2 separate regions of the Homo sapiens genome follow, and region 2 is linked to region 1. A link is a loop called in an ENCODE intact Hi-C map of the cell type or tissue named here. Cell type or tissue: ascending aorta. All regions are shown on one strand. Links, peaks and the distances in the headings refer to the core of each region. The heading gives the core; the rest is flanking DNA.

Region 1 (8,346 bases), core at 122-8,121:
AAAAGAATCACATAGTAAGGATATGCCAAATTTTAATTATTCTTATCTAATTGGATATTTAGATTATTTCTAATTACTGGCTACTATGACTACCACTAAAGTGAACATCCTCATACATCCATCTTTCACTACAATGACTACATATCTTATTATCCCAACAAAATTCATTGCCATAAGATAAATGATCCAAAAGGTATGCATAATTTTAAGGATTTAGGAATATTGCTAAATTACCTTCCAGAAAGTTAGGCTATTAAAATGCCTCTGAGTATTTCAATGTACCTTGGCCAGCACTGAATGGTTAAACAAATTAGTCAACTTGAGAAAGAGTATCTCTTTGTGATTTTAATTTTTATTTTATTATGTCTTCATATGATTATTAGTTAAAGCTTATTAAGAATTTAAATAAAAATAATTACCAGCCTGGGCAACATAGGCAGACCCCATCTCTACAAAAAATTAAAGAAAAATCAGCTGGGCATGGTGGTGCACACCTGCAGTCCCAAACCTTTGGGAGCCTGGGAGACAGAGTGAGACCCTGTCTCAAAAAAAAAAAAAAAAATAGCCAAGCACATGGCTTAAACCACTCAATCCATAAGTAAATATACACATAGGAGAATGCTTTTCAGTGAACATTTATCAAGTGCTCCTTATTTGTTTTACAAATATTAACTTATTTGATCCTCACAACAACTCTGAGTCAGGTACCACTATAAATGCTGTTTTACAGAAAATAGGCAAAAAGCAACTTACTGAGAGCAGCACAGCTAGCACAGAGCTGGGAGCTGGAGACAGGCATGCCCTTGACTGATATGTAATAGACACCCCCATTTCAAACAAAAAGCCACATCCATTCACCAAATTCCAAAGGAGGCATCAATTCCTTCATTATAGATCAGAAAAATGAAGCTCAATGCATCTTGTCTAGTGAATGGTTCAAGGTTGTGCAGCTTGTCAGTACTGTGATTTAGAACTCAAATGCTAGTCTGTCCAGACGCCTTCCACTTCCACATTTCCTATGAGGAATAAGCACACAAAGCAGGTGCTCAGTAAATATAGGTTGATTGAACTCCAACAGGCTACATGCAATATGAAAGGGTGATGGAATGTCAGTGAATTGGAAACAGTGGGTATAGTGGAGTGATGCTAAAAATGACCCATCATGGCAGGTCACAGGAGGTCTCCCAGTGGCTCAGTCCCTCAGAAGAAGGTATGGAGAAGTAATGGGGGAGGTAGAGAGAAACAAAAGGTAAGTTTAAAGAGATCCTACTCATAGGCAAGCTTATGACTGTTTCTGCAAAGGCATTCATGGCACTGGGACAGGGAGGGTGTATTGACACACAGCCAATACTATAAGGGAAAAGGTAAAACAAAAACCAAGGCATGTTTGTCCAGGTAGCCGTAGCTGTTACCAGCAGCATTTAGACAATTGCATATGTTTTAGGTTGTATTCTCCACAAAGCAGACAGAGCTAAGGGTTTGAGTGCTAGTGATTTGTAGGGAAGAGCTTTAGAAAGAAGCCAGAACAGTAGTGGAGTAGGAAGGGGAAGAAGCCAAGCAAGGGTGTAGTTTTGGGTGGAGTCCCAGGGTCAGCCTAGATCCCACGGGGTGCTTGGGAGGGTAAATTATACCTCAGAGTTTGTTCCACCATGAGGCAAAGGCTCTGGGCATTGGTACTCACACACCAGTCAATGGCTAAGTGTCTCAGGCACTTCTGGCATGTGTGAGCTGGCTTCAGCACAAAGGGGACAGGTGCCAGTCACTAGCAGCAAAGCCCACAAAAGCCAAGGGATGGACACACAAAGTTAGTAAAAGGGATCTTAGAAGATGTGGTGGCTACCAGCAGTGCCCATTACAGCATGTTTTAAACTACATATGGCAGGGCATCCACTTAAATACATGTATTTGTGAGAACTGGAAATTTCTAATTTGACAATTCTAATTTCCTCAGTTCCTGCTGGGTCTTAATGTACCAGACAGAAGTAGAAATTATATTATGTTCTTTACACTGTGACCATTCATGCGGAATCTGTGGGAGTTATAATTACGTCAATTAAAGCTGCAATTTGCTAAAGGAAAATAAAGAATAGAACAAATAATTCCAAGTCTCTAACTTAGAGGATTAGTGTTCAAATCAAATTGGAGCTTTGCAAATGTTAATAGTTAAGCTATGTTTAAGGTATTTCAATTCTCTACCCATAAAGGCAGGTTTTAATAAAGTCACATAAATGGTAACCCCAAAGGCTTTCTAGCAGCAGGATGGCAAGTTGTTATGTATTATTGGGAAATGAAGTATATTTAATACCTTTCCAATTGTCATCACTCTAAAACACACTTCAACAATTGATTAAGCTGAAACCAGAAGAAAATTATTTCCCCTTACTTTTGTTTTCTTAATCTAATGTCTTTGCTAGAAAATGTAGATATTAGCTAATCTGTGTCTGGCAGCAAATACCTGCATGTTTTAAGTATTCACAAATTTCACTAATAGAGTAGCTTAACAATAGTTCTTCATTTCTAGGTGAAATATTAAATATTATATTCTTAACTCTTACTGTCAGATTAGGAGAACATTTACATCATATTTAAGGCAAATATTCCTGAGTCCTTAAAGCACTCTAGCTGGGTATTTAAAAACCACCTTCTGTAGACCAGGGGTCAGTAAACTATGGCCCATGAGCCCAATTCAGCCTTTCATACATGCATTTTTGTACATCCTGTGAGCAAAGAATGCTTTTTATATTTTTAATGGTGGAAAAAATCAAAACAATATTTTATGACATGAAAATGACATGAAATTCAAATTTCAAGGTCCAAATAAAGCTTTATTGGGACATAGCTACACCCATTTTATTTACATATTGTCTGTGGCAGCTTTGGCGCTTTTATAGCAGATTTGAGTAGCTGTGACAGACACTGGATGGCTATCAAAGCCTAAAATAGTTTTTATTTGATCCTTTACAGAAAATGTTTGCTGCTCCCTGCTGTAGACTTTTGTGCCTCCCTTTGCCCGTAGTTTGTGATCTCTTAAAATAACATTGGAACACTTAGAACTTGGGGAGTCGTGCTATGGAGACACTGGAAATAAAGTCCATTTTACTTTTTTTTTTTTTAGACGGAGTTTTGCTCTTGTTGCCCAGGCTGGAGTATAATCACGTGATCTTGGCTCACTGCAACCTCTGCTCCCCAGGTTCAAGCAATTCTCCTACCTCTGGCCTCCCAAGTAGCTAGGATTACAGGCGCCTGCCACCACGCCTGGCTAATTTTTGTATTTTTAGTAGAGATGAGGTTTCACCATGTTGGCCAGGCTGGTCTTGAACTCCAGACCTCAGGTGATCCACCCGGCTCGGCCTCCCAGAATGCTTGGATTATGGGCATGAGCCACTGTGCCCAGCCCATTTTACCTTTTTGAGGGAAGAGTTGATTATTTTGATGAGCATTTTACTTAAAGACATATGGCTACAACACAGACATTGCACAAGATCTTTTATCTATGCATATTTGAAATGATTGTAGATTTCCAGGGGCCTGAATTATCTGAACTATTATCTCTGTTCCATTTACATGAGTGACATGTCCTTTGGCATAGAGACAATCATCAACTCTCTTCAATTTACCTTGTCCCAGCATTTTAAAAAAAACAGTGCCTGGCCAGGCAGCCAAGCGGCCGCTTTCATTGTTACTCCATCCCATCCTCTCGATAATCCTACAAATAAATTTTATTTTTCAATTTTAGCGATGAGGAAATCGGACAAAAAAGGTGATGCTATTCATATTAACATTGCATACTTAATCAAAGGTCGCTTCAGGATCCACACTTTGATTCATCTAACTTCAAAGCTTTGCTCAGAGTATTTTGTCTTATTGCCAGTCAAAGGAAGAATGTCGTTAACATTGGTCAGAAATCTTTTCCTAAATCATTGATTATTCTCTACCCCTACTCATTCTCCGCCTGTCCAGGTAACTATCTGCATTCATCTGCTTTTCTGTCTGTCCATCCATCCATCCATCCATCCATCCTTTCATTCATCATTAACTCAAACATCAAATGTTTATTGAGTACATGCCAGCCATCTTGCTAACTGCACTAGGCAGTAGACATACATTTGTGAACAGAAGAGACATGGTCCCCACCCTCATAGCATCTTTTTGACCTGACAGAACTGCACAGAGGATGGATTTTATTTGTCCACAGATTTATAGGGCCCAGGCATCTATATCATAAGTGGGATTTGATGTCTATATGTTTCATAATCTGCCCTTTTGGAAATCATTTGACTTGGACCTCTTGGATGTCTTGCTTTTACAAGTAGCCTAAATAGTGTATTGAAGAGGTTATAATCAGATTTTTAAATTGAAGGGTGGAAAACATATGACACTGCATCTTTTCTTTTTAACTGAATGTAACGCTTTACATAAACATTTCCCTCAGAGCTACTAAACACATGCCAAATTCTACTAACAACTTTCTATCTATCTATCATATATATATATTTGGTAATACATTTTTGTTGATCCTATCCCAAAAGCTTTCCACCCATTGCTTGTCACTTTGAGACAACAGAAACTGGCAGGAGGTAATTAATAGACTTGACCTGTAGGGTGAATACACACACACACACACACACTAGTTGGGGGAGCTTCGATTCTTTTCAAAGGACTTTGCTGGTGAGACTTGAAAGTGCCATATGCCTGCTGGGAGAAGTTTTGTTTTGGTAGTAGTTACTGGTTAGGCTTTGGAAATTTTTCTTTTGGAAATCTGGCTGGTTCTCAAAAATTGCCTTTAAGAATTGTATTTTGTAAGTTAAGAGCAGAAGCTATTATTAGCTGTGTGTTTGTGGTTGAAACATGAGGTCAGGTTTGGCAGGGAACTCTTAAGGGTGTGTGAATGCGAGCCTCAGCCCAGCCATCCTGTGGCCACTCAGTGCCTTGGGGAGCGGCTTATTCCTGGATACAGAGGCAATGCCTTTGTCTTACAATTCGTGGGAGTATGTGCTTTAATAATGGAATGCTTCCTTTGTGATTTAAGAGTGACTTATAGTAAATTTTTATTAAGGATTCAATGTCCTATTGAGAATATATATATGAATATATATAATATTTATATTCATAATTGCTTTATTAGATCAGGGATCATGTTTGTCTTGTTTATCATTTTATTCCATGTTCCAAGTGCAGTGCTTGGCATACATTATAAATATCAATATTTGTTAATGAATGAATGCATAAATGAATGAGTGAAAAATGACCACAAAGAGCACATGTAGAAAGATTAAAGACATATGTTAAATTGAAGGATAGAAGTTGGTAGTCAGAGAACATTTGTAGGTCAAGCACTTCCAAGTGATGGCAGATATCTAAGATGGGGTGACCACACTCATGAATTGCAAATACAGAATTCTCTGGACCTAAGAGAACTGTGGAACTGTGAGGTAATTGTATGCTCTGATGTTGAAGCCACTAAAGGTAATGGCAGATGAAGGTGGTGGAGATGGAGGAAAGTAGGCAGGTTCCCTCCTTTCCTAGCTGTCTCTTGGAATGAACTAAGTAATTTTGTATAGATGTGTAAAGATAGTAAAGATAGAAGATCTGTAAGACTCGAGCTCTAGCTCGTGTATACACACACACACACACACACACACACACACACACACGTATCTGAAGCATGGGGATGATCATATGACAGTAATAATAATTAAACACTTACTGTAAGCAGATGACCAAAATTAGCTGTGGTTGGACATTATGGAATGATTAGTACACATAATTATTTTCTGCTAATAACAAGACAGGAAGTATTTATACCCACATGAAATATTTAAGCAGGGAGAAAACAATTCCAGTTTTGCCAAACGTTTCTTATATCCATTTTGTGGAAAAGACTCCGTACTAGGGAAAAGGAGTTGATCTGTTCATTGCTCACTTGCTTTCACGTAGCAGATTTTTAGCGACACTTAGATGGTGAGCTCTGGAGGAAATGGCTATTATTATTCTAGTTCACAGCAGTACCTAAAATTGTGAATGGTTAGAATCTCTTCATGCTCTGATGACCCAACTAGCTGTAGAGTATCACAGAAAGAAATGTTGTCTTGCTACCATTTGCACGTATGCAAAATATGCAGAGAATATAGCTGTTTTAAAAGAAAGCTTTGTAAAAAGAAACTAGTAAGCTTTCAATAAGAAATCCTTTAAATCCTCAGCATTACACAATAATACAATTCCCTCTTTACAGATTCACTTATACCTTTACTGAATCAGAAGATGATGTTGGGGGAAAAGTTGCTTTTCAAATGTAACCATAATAGAATTTTCCCTGTATCTTTCAAATAATTGTCTGTGAAATCACTTTGTGATGTCTATTTCAGAAGCTTAGCCATGACAGCACAATCATAAATATTTTCCTCTATGTCAACCATTTTAGATGACAGACAGATCTATCTAGTACATTTTGTTTTCTTCTAAAATCTCAAATACTACCCAAGTCAGCTGTTTTTAAAGCTGTGGCCTAATAAACAATTGGATATTGAATTGCTTTATTGCAAATAAAAATGCCTCATCTTTGTTTCAACTTATTCTCAAATTACCAGTGACATTCACTTTTATATTACATTGTTAATGAAAGTTTACCTGTGGGTCTAAAAATAGAGACAAAAAGCAGTGAATTGACTGGAAAACTAACCATTAGGGATATTAATTTTTTGGAAACAGTAGTTTTATTCTGAATAGTGTACACTACCTGAAGGCTTGAAGGTTGCATATACCAGTCTCTGAACTCCATAGTGGAAATGATGTCTACCATAGCAATCATCACTTAATGAGAAATTACTACTTATTACGCCAGGTACTGAGTGAATTAGATTAGTAATTGCATTTTATCTCTCATTAATCTCATGTAAATAATGTTAATTCTCCACTTTACAGATGAGGAAACTGAGGACCAGAGATTAGATAATATGCTCAAAATCACACAATAAGGGCAAAGCTAAGACTTGAAGCCAGATGTGGGTTCCTAATCACTTTGACCTAATTACTGGGAGAAGCATAATAATAAAGACAATTTATTGTGACCTGTGTATTATGTATTAATGACTAAACAGCATTTTTGCATGTTTAAAAAAATCTCTGTAAGTGGTATTATTTGATAGGCATTATTCTGCAACATATTTTCTTTACTCAGCATAGTTCTAATTATCCATTTTAATTGTTATATAATATTCCATTTTATGAGTATAATATCAATTATTTTATCTCTTTTCCTATTGATGAACAGAGTATTCTTCAAAATTTTCTTGGCTATTCTTCAACACTTCTTCATTTACATAAGTTCTATGGTATGCTTATCTAGTTCCTGATTAATCATGTTGGAATATTGTGTGGAATTGTTTTGCATTTGTATATTAATTTAGGAAAATTGGCACACATATGATATTGAGACTTCATGTCATGAAATGGTATATCTCTCCATTTACTAAAGTAATATTATATGTTATTAGCAATATTTTAAAACTTTTTCAACATACCCTGTATGAATTTTCTTGCATGTATTCCTAGGAACCTTAGGATTATCATTGATTTTTTTTGTATGGTATGTTTACTTTCTAATTTGTTATTACTCTGATATAGCAAGGGCATTGATTGAATGTTGATCTTGATTAAACAACCTTGCTGAATTATCTAACTTGTTCTAATAGTTTTTCTATGAATTTCTGAGATTTTCTTTGGAATATCATCATATTTTTGCCAGTATGGGCTGTTTTATCTCTTTCTTTCCAATTCTTAGACATCTTAACTCCTTTATTTTTGTTTTGTTTTATTTACATTGATTGTGGCCTTCAGAAAAGTTTGGAGGGAAAGTGGTGATCTAACATCTTGTCTTAGATTTTAAAATAATGTCTATCAAGTTAAAAATTGGGAGTTCTTTAATTTTTGTTAAGAGTTTTTAAAATAATGAGTAATGAATTTTATGGATTTTTTGGTAAATACAATGAGATGCAGATATAGGTTTTCATGTGTAAGTTACTAATGTGGTGTTTTCATTTTTAGATTTGCTTTTCCATTGAACCATCCTTGCATTCCTGATGTACATTTTATGATGCATTAAGAAATACCTGCTATATTTTCTTCCAGACTTTAACATCTGTGTTCATTGTCAGGTAGTTCTCATATTTTAATTTTTTATACAGTCCTTATCAAATTAGTATAAAGAACATTTTAGCTTCTTTCAGAGAATTGGGTAATTTTTTTCCATTTTCTGAAATAGTCTGTACAGATCATAAAACCCTGTGAGCCTGGATATCATTTTCAAGGCAGACTTCAAATTGACAATTGAATTTCTCTGATGGTTAT
Region 2 (8,346 bases), core at 248-8,247, 71 kb after region 1:
TAACATGTCAACAAAATGTTTTATAAATGAGTAGTTTTAGAGGCTGCCTCTCTTTGTGACCTTTAACACACAATGCTTTAGATCTCTAGACTAAAAAAAGTGACAAGTCAAAACTAAGAATACTCGGAGACATGTTACTGAAAATAAGGCCTGCAAGAAATTATTTTAAGTTAACCAACAGTAACTTATCAAAGAGTATTATGTTTCACATTGCAGGCGAAACTAAGAATACCAGCATTTGTTATGGTGAAGTTTAACTTCAAAGTGAAGTTTAACTTCACTTTGATTTTAAGTATAAACATAAGTGTGAATTTCTGCCAGTTCCTTCTAGACTTAGGTTATGATGTGAAATTAGGAACTTGATTGTAGCTGCAATCAAGTTCTTAATTGTTATGAATGATGAATGTTTGCAAAGTTTCCAATCTTTGCAGAGATGTGCTATTCTGGCTTACAGGAGTATCTTTCTAATTAGTAGGTGGATATGTACTTATATGCATGTGCACGCATATGAGAGAGAAATACTTTTCTCAGTTAATGTGCTTCTGATTATATACATCTTGTGAGATTTCATACAATTGAAAATTAGCTAGAAAGAACAATAATACTGAGTTTTCTTCATAACACATTTCCATAATGCCTGTTCCATTACTTTTGTTATTTACATATTTGAACTTATTATTATTAAATTGGATTATCTTATGATTTTTTTAATAAGTGGATATTCCAACTCTTGGCTCACAAAATTACAGTTGGTAAATAATTTCTTCAAGGAATTTTAATATTGATAAATTACTTATTTCAAATGAATTCACTTAATATCATTTTTATTTTCTTATGAATTTTCTAATAAAAACATATTTTTCATTTCTTCCTCTCTTTTTTCAACTCAATGTCTTTTTTAAAAATGACAGTAATGTGTGGTTATAATTATGCATTTTTTCCAGGTGCTCAATGGCCCTTATGTCTCTTTTAAAAAAACTTTTATTTATTGTGGGTTTTCTCCCCAAAGCAGAAGTTAGTCCAATACACATGGCATAGAAATTTCACAATTAGGCAATTAAACTAGAAGTATAACAGCTGACATGTGTTCAAAGTAATAAAGTTCCAAAATTAGAAGGTGAATCAAATTAACATAAAGGCATTATTAACTTTTTCTAGGAGGCGTGAGTTTGCAAAAGTCTTGGGTAATTTGATTTGCTTATTCTCAAAATAGCCACTGAACCTTGAGTGACATTGCGTTTCAAAGGTGGGAGCCAGAGGGAAGGTCACTGTTAGTGTTGGAGTGGCAAAGAGGAGGTTTAACTTTCAAATCATCTAGGGTAATGCCTGCTACTCTATTTTGAGACTTTTAGCTAGATGGCAAGAAGTTTTTTTTTTTTTGATGGGAATCAGAAAGTTAAATAATTCCTGAATTTGGAACTTCAGGTGGTTTTTAAACCTTCTCCTTGTTTTATAGTTTCCTCTGTTGTTTATACCTTCCTAACATTCAAATGATAAAGTTATTTTCATTTTTAAAAGAAACAAATCCAAATAATAATCCCATTATGTGGGATTGTTGACTCTAAGCATTGTGTTTTCTTAATATACCAATTACATGCTAATGGGCTTTTTAAAAATCTATACAGGAACATTTTAAGATTGAATGAATGAGCATGCCATTTCCATTACAAGCTGCTAGACTGCAGTTTCACAGACTACTGATGTGGATCTGAGGGCAGTTCCTCAAATTAATATGGTAGATCCACAGTTTTGAAAGGCAATTTTCATTTTATATAACTTCTGGCATGTTCTTAAAAAGAATTACACACACACCTTTTAAGTGGTTCCCCCAGTGTGGCTGCTATTCATTTTGTTGTCATCCTTGGTATTCAGGTCTGGCCTAGTCCCTTCATAATGTATTACCCCTGTCGCTTTTGCTTTCTTGCCCTTCCTATGAGCTCCTGCTCTCTTTTCTGGTGCTTAGGTGGGGCAGCACTTTTCTTGTTGCATATGGATAGAGTCAGCCCTGCCTCTGGCCCCTCCCAAAGGACATGCTGTATCACCTGCCCCAGCAGCTTCTGTGGTAGGCCCACAGTGCTTCCATTTTGTGATTGTTGCCACTGGCCTCCGTCTGAATTTGTTTCACTGCCCTAGCCATGTGTGGACATCCAGATGTTGCATCCTTGGTGTTCATGTGGAACAACCAATGCTTCCTGATACCAAGGAAGCCAGGGCTTTCTGCAGCTTCCCTTCTTTGACATGAAAAACAGAGGTGGATAGGGAAACTTGAAATCACTAGTCCATTTTTGTCCAGAGCTGGCAGAAAATTTGGGTTGGCCAGATATAACTTTATTTCCTTTGGGGTCATAGCCAAACTTGATTTTCTTTAATACATCAATTTTCAAAACATGTTATTTTATTTTTATATACTTATTAATGTTGAATAGTTCATGTATACATACAGATAAAAAATTCAAATGGTCTTAAACAATATGTGCTTTTATTAAAGGTCTCATTCTCATCTCTAGTCCTGAGTCTACCATTTTACTTACCCAGAGACAAGTGATAGCAATGTCTTGCATACATTTCCATTCTTCCTGCGTTATTGTATGCATTTATAAGCATGCACGTTTCTGAATCTATATGTATACCACTTTTGTACAAATTATACTGCATAATTTGTATACAATTTCTTATACTTAACATACCTTGGAGATAGTTTTATATCTCTGGGTGTACATATGCTTCCTTTGTTTTAGCTTTTGTTTTTAAGGGTTTTATAGTGTTCCATTATATGGAGATTAATTATAAAATAGTGATCCCTTAATTTGTTTAACCTGTCCTCTACTGATGGCTATTTCTGTTGCTTAGGATCCTTTACTTTGGATCAAGGGCTGGCAAACATCTTCTGTAAGGGATAAATAGTGAATATTTTAGACTTTGCAGGCCTTGTGGTCTCTGTTGAAACTGCTTCACTCTGTATTACAATAACAGCCATAAACTATACGTAGCTATGTTCCAATTAAACTTTGTTTATAAAAACAGGCTGCAGTCCAGGTGTGGCCCCTGCCCTAGATGTTCAGTTTTGAGAGACTGTCATGCAAAAAGTGTTTGTGACTGGCCTGCAGAAAGTGCTTAACAGATAGCTGTTATTTGATTGATGGGTAATTTGTCTGGAAATTTGTCATTAGAATAAGGAGAATGCTAAACAGTAAAAGATTTGAAAAATACATTTGTATCAAAAAAGAGGTATGGAAAATAGAAAATGCATGACTTTAGGAGCATTTGACTTTCTGGTGTTTAAAAAATTGTTTAAGATGACGCTTTGACTTCTTTTCAAAGTGTAGTAAGCAGGAATAAGAAAATTGGAGGAAGGATTATCTACCTCTTTGTAGCACTACCAACCTTTGAAATTTTGCTTCCTGCTCCAGTCTGACTAGTAAACTCAGATTCACCCACAAAACTGGGTATGGTAACATAGCTCATGGTTATTAAAGCCGTTTGGTTTTGCATGATGAGTGTATTTTGTTGAAAATGTGTGTCAACCTTATGATGTCCACATACAAATGTCCTACATAGGCTTTTCCCTCCTTCTGGGGTTCTAGAGAACACATGAAAGTACTTCTCCTTTCATTAAACACTAAACTTGATGCTTTTAAATTCTTTGACGTTCTGTATTAGAGATGAGTAAACTAAGGCCTGCAGGCCAAATTCAACCTGCTGCTTATTTTTGGAAATAAGGTTTTATTGGAACACAGTCATATGCATTTGTTTACACATTACCTGTGGCTTCCTTCATGTTACAACAGACAACTTGGGTAACTGAAATAGAGAATATAGAACTCATGATAATGAACATTTACTGACCCTTTATGGAAAAAAATCTTTTCAACCCGTCTTTTTGATTGCACTATTTTTCCCTCAACTTTGAGAATCGGGTGCTCTCTTCTCTGAAGTTGTAGGGAATCTATTATTATTTTTTTAGCATGGAGAACTTGCAATCAGCATGTTTCTTAGCTTTTAAAGAACAGGCATGGTTGTTCGGTTGATTTATCTTTTCAATATAGTGAATTCCTACTTTATTATTATTATTATTATTATTATTATTATTATTTTGAGACCGAGTCTCACTCTGTCGCCCAGGCTGGAGTGCAGTGGCGCGATCTCGGCTCACTGCAAGCTCCGCCTCCTGGGTTCACACCATTCTCCTGCCTCAGCCTCCCGAGTAGCTGGGATTACAGGCACCCACCACCATGCCTGGCTACTTTTTTTGTATTTTTAGTAGAGATGGGGTTTCACCGTGTTAGCCGGGATGGTCTTGATCTCCTGACCTCGTGATCCACCCTCCTCGGCCTCCCAAAGTGCTGGGATTACAGGCGTGAGCCACCGCGCCCGGCCCTCCTACTTTATTTGTTGAACAGACAGTTATTAAACTGCCTCTTAAATAGTTATTAAACCTGTTATGTTCAAGCCTGGGAATACAAAGGCAAATTATATTGATTTCCTGTTTGGGAAAAAACTTGGGGGCCAATGATTGACATAGATAAATAAATCAGTGATTATAAGGGTAACAGAGATATGAAGGAACTGTTATGGGAGGAGGAACCCTCCATATTATCCCGGAGGACAACAAAGGCTTGCTGGTGCAGAAAGGTGACATTTTGAAGGATAACAAGGAATTGGACAAACAAGGAAGAACACATTCCAGGCAGGCAGAAGGTACACTAAGCATGTACAAAGATGCTGAGATCTTAAACAGCTTTAAACAGCTTGAGGTAGTGGAAGAAGCAGTGACAGTAAAAAAATGGGCCTCATCATGAAAGACCAAGTGCATCGATGATGTAAGAGGTGAAAGTGGCATTGCTTCTCCCTTCCATACCACCACCCAGCCACCAGGGGGCCATGACCTAGAGATTGCTGGAACATGAAGGACTCTGATGTTCTGGAGGAGGTGTTGCCATCTCTGATCCCTTTAAAGGAAGGACTAATAAAGATCTGTCGCTATAGCTGAAAAATAGCTGTGGACAGGGCAGACAAGTGGACAAGCAGAAGCGGAACAAAAGTTCCCGATAAATTCCCAAAGCAGTTAACTGTAGTAGAGGGAATTTACGTGACTTAACTGTAGAATTCTCCATAAGGGGAGCTGCTTCATGCAACTGCGTAAAATTTGTCCTTTTTTTTTTTTTTTTTTTTTTTTTTTTTTTTTTGAGATGGAATCTTGCTCTTGTCGCCCAGGCTGGAGTGCCTTGGCATGATCTCGGCTCACTGCGAACTCCGCCTCCCGGATTCAAGAGATTCTCCTGCCTCAGCCTCTCAAGTATCTGAGATTACAAGCGTCCACCACTACTCCCAGCTAATTTTTGTATTTTTAGTAGAGACAGGGTTTCACCATGTTGGCCAGGCTGGTCTCGAACTCCTGACCTCGTGATCCGCCCACCTCGGCCTCCCAAAGTGCTGGGATTACAGGCATGAGCCACCACACCTGGCAAAATTTCTCCTTTTTAAACTGTACCTACAGCTCTTTATCTTAGTGCAACTAAAGTTGATAAAGTCTTCATGATCCTTTGCAGCCTAGTTCAAGTTAAAACCAAGAGAGAAGAAAACAAAAGCAAATTAAGCCCATTCCTTTGCCAAGAAGAAGTGTTACTTGATTTTTATTTGCATCCTCAATGTTCCTTGGAAAATAACATGATGTTTGGCGATGTTCAAATGCCTGTTGACAATCCTCCGACATCATTTTCTGTTTCCATTGCCTCACTCAGCACAAGGGCTCTCATAAGCTTTCCAGTCAACGATGAAGCCCAGATGTTATGGATAAGCCACAGACTTTTGGGGGAAACTAAGCAAACACCAATAATAAATAATGCCTTGAGGACATACTACAGCTCCTCTCTAAGTATCGTGATGGTCAGGCTTCATCATTTCCCAAGCAGATTGCTTGGATTTTAATTTTGGCAGCAAATAACATGGAGCGTGTGGGTTTGTAAATGGTAGCTCTGTCCCAATAATTCCAGATGATGGGGCCATTCCAGCTTTCTTTAACTTAGAGATTTGAGCATGCATTGTGGTAGGTCTACTCACCGTATCTGTCTAGAATGATTCAGAGAGGCCACTCCTGGGCTGAGTTACTTCTCATACATATATATAATTGGAGGCCACATTAGCCTGCAGTATAACTTTGGAATTAAGATTTGCTCAAAACCAAGGCTGAGTTTGATTAATAGGTTGTAAGTTAGAAACTTCCTTTCTTGTGTTCTGATCCCAAATTCCTACTTTATATTGTGGCACCTATAAAATTGTCCTAGCTAAGGATGACTTGATGGTACCTAACGTGAGACTGGTTTATGGATGAAGTTCTTTGTGCTTACAGGGTTTTTTCCTGATAATTAACACTGGGATGAATCGCAAGACCCATCTTTGCAAAAGGCAGTTTCTTTTCTTATTTTTAGAGGATTGTTCCTGAAATGATTTTGTTCATGTTTTGGCTCCTGTAATATCTCTATTCATTTTTTTCATGGAATTTTTTCTTTGGGTCTTTTTCTTCATAATTTTTTTTTTTTGCCTTTCAGAAAACACAACACAAAACAAAAAAAAAGAAACAAATGGTTAAAATTCAAGGGATTGTTGTAGCTCTGAGGGTAAAACGTGCAGCCTGTTGGTGTCATTTGTTACTCATACAAACTCTTAGTATTTTATTTCTGTTGCAGCATTGGGGTTGCTATCTTTCTCATCATGAGTAATCTAGCATTCATGCTGCATTCTATTCATAGCTGTCATACTGTCTCTGACAGGGTGTTTTCAAAACTTTGATCTGCTTCCAGAAAAGACTTTTACATGGGTGATAGGATTTATGGAGGAAATTTTCAACTGAATACCAGGTATTACCTTCTTGGAAAGAGCAAAGCATCAAACGTGAATATCTCCTTTTTCTTCTTCCTCTCCTCTTCTTCCTCTTCATTTTAATTTTATCGAAGCTCAGTTTTTAGTAACTTTATGTTTCCTTTTTATTACTGTATCTTTGTACTCTTCAATAGCAGTGTCCAAGGGGTAGAAATTTGATTGTTGTGGTAGGGGAAGAAGCAGGAAAAACTACATATTTCAACAAAGGTTTGTCTGACTCTGAGCAAGTTATTGGGGTACAGACATGGATAAGACATAGTCTCTGTCCTTGGAAATTTCAGAACCTAGTAGGGAGACAGTTACATAAACAGAAAATATAACATAGGAAGGAATGAACAGGATATTCTAGAAATACCAAAGGCTCTGAAAGTAGGGTGATTTCTACTTTTAAAGAGGTAATTTAGGTTCTGAAATTAAATTCCTGAAAATAAGGGCCACCCTAGAACCTTACCATAACAAAATTAGCTACAGTTAGTTATGCTAATAGTAACCTCTTTCCTGTCTCGAGGAACTCCTTTTCTTTATTCCACAAAGAGCCTCACCTTCATGGAAGATCCAAAACAAGAAACTGTAAGTCTGGTTTTGACTGTTGGTCTTTTAAAGAAACTCTGTAATCGGCAAAGAATGGGTCCATTGCAGGAAGTTGTCCAACTGGATGTTAACTAGTCAGATAGCAGCCTTGCTGGGGTATAGCACAAGTTGGCCAATTCGCACTGGCACATAGCCTGGCCTCTTGGGTCTTCCTTGTAACTCAAATCACTTTGCAAGCCCTGGTAGTTTCACGAAAGTCAGATGTACCCTTAACTCTTACCCCATACACTCATCTATCCTGGAAAGAAAAAGTTGTTGGATCTTGGCCCACTACTCAGGAAAGTGTATTGACCACAGGTTGTATAGTTAAGTAACAGCATTTTGAGGAGGATGATAATGATAGTGATGATGGTGATGATGATGATAACAACATTGATGGTGCTGCTGTTGCTGGTGTGCTTAATGATAAGGATATGTGATTATAATAGGGTAGGAACTATATCTTATCCTTTTATACCTAGTATTTGGCGCAGAGTAGGGATTTCAGAAAGTTTGTTTGTTGTGGATGGAGTGAGCAGTTAGAGTTTCCCACTTAAAACCTGACACAGAGCATGCCATCCCACTTACTCAACACCCTCCAGTGAACTTCCGTTTCATCAGCATCACCCTGTGTTGACCTATGTATTCTGGCTCTCCTCTGATGTTACTCTGGTCTCATCTCTTATCACTCCCCAGAGACTGGCTTCTTTGTTTTTCTTCAAACACATGCACGTTCCCATGTGGAGGTCTCTGCGTACGCTCTTCCCTCTGCCTGGAATGCTTTCCCCCAAATATCACTGTGGCTCATTTTTGTTGTTGTTGTTTTTGAGATGGAGTCTTGCTCTGTTGCCCAGGCTGGAGTGCAGTGGCATGATCTTGGCTCACTGCAACCTCCAC

The links. Peaks named below come from ENCODE experiments on the same cell type or tissue, not always from the same donor. Only the 100,000 strongest peaks of a DNase experiment are listed, where the experiment ranks them.
Region 2: a loop joins it to region 1, with 1.8 times the contacts of the local background. A loop is called at or near these places in 2 of 110 quality-filtered maps.

What each region holds. Positions count from the first base shown.
Region 1 is chrX:11,626,293-11,634,638 of GRCh38, reverse strand. All of the region lies in intron 1 of ARHGAP6 (Rho GTPase activating protein 6), which reads left to right. Among named protein-coding and RNA genes, the nearest start is that of ARHGAP6, 35 kb to the left of the region's middle. RefSeq lists a silencer at 4,824-4,933. In ascending aorta, for the core only: no CTCF peak of the experiment used is centred there; a DNase peak (open chromatin) is centred at 4,888; H3K27ac peaks cover 737 bases.
Region 2 is chrX:11,555,677-11,564,022 of GRCh38, reverse strand. All of the region lies in intron 1 of ARHGAP6 (Rho GTPase activating protein 6), which reads left to right. Among named protein-coding and RNA genes, the nearest start is that of ARHGAP6, 110 kb to the left of the region's middle. RefSeq lists an enhancer at 4,700-4,994. In ascending aorta, for the core only: a CTCF peak has its summit at 4,852 (motif pointing right); no DNase peak of the experiment used is centred there.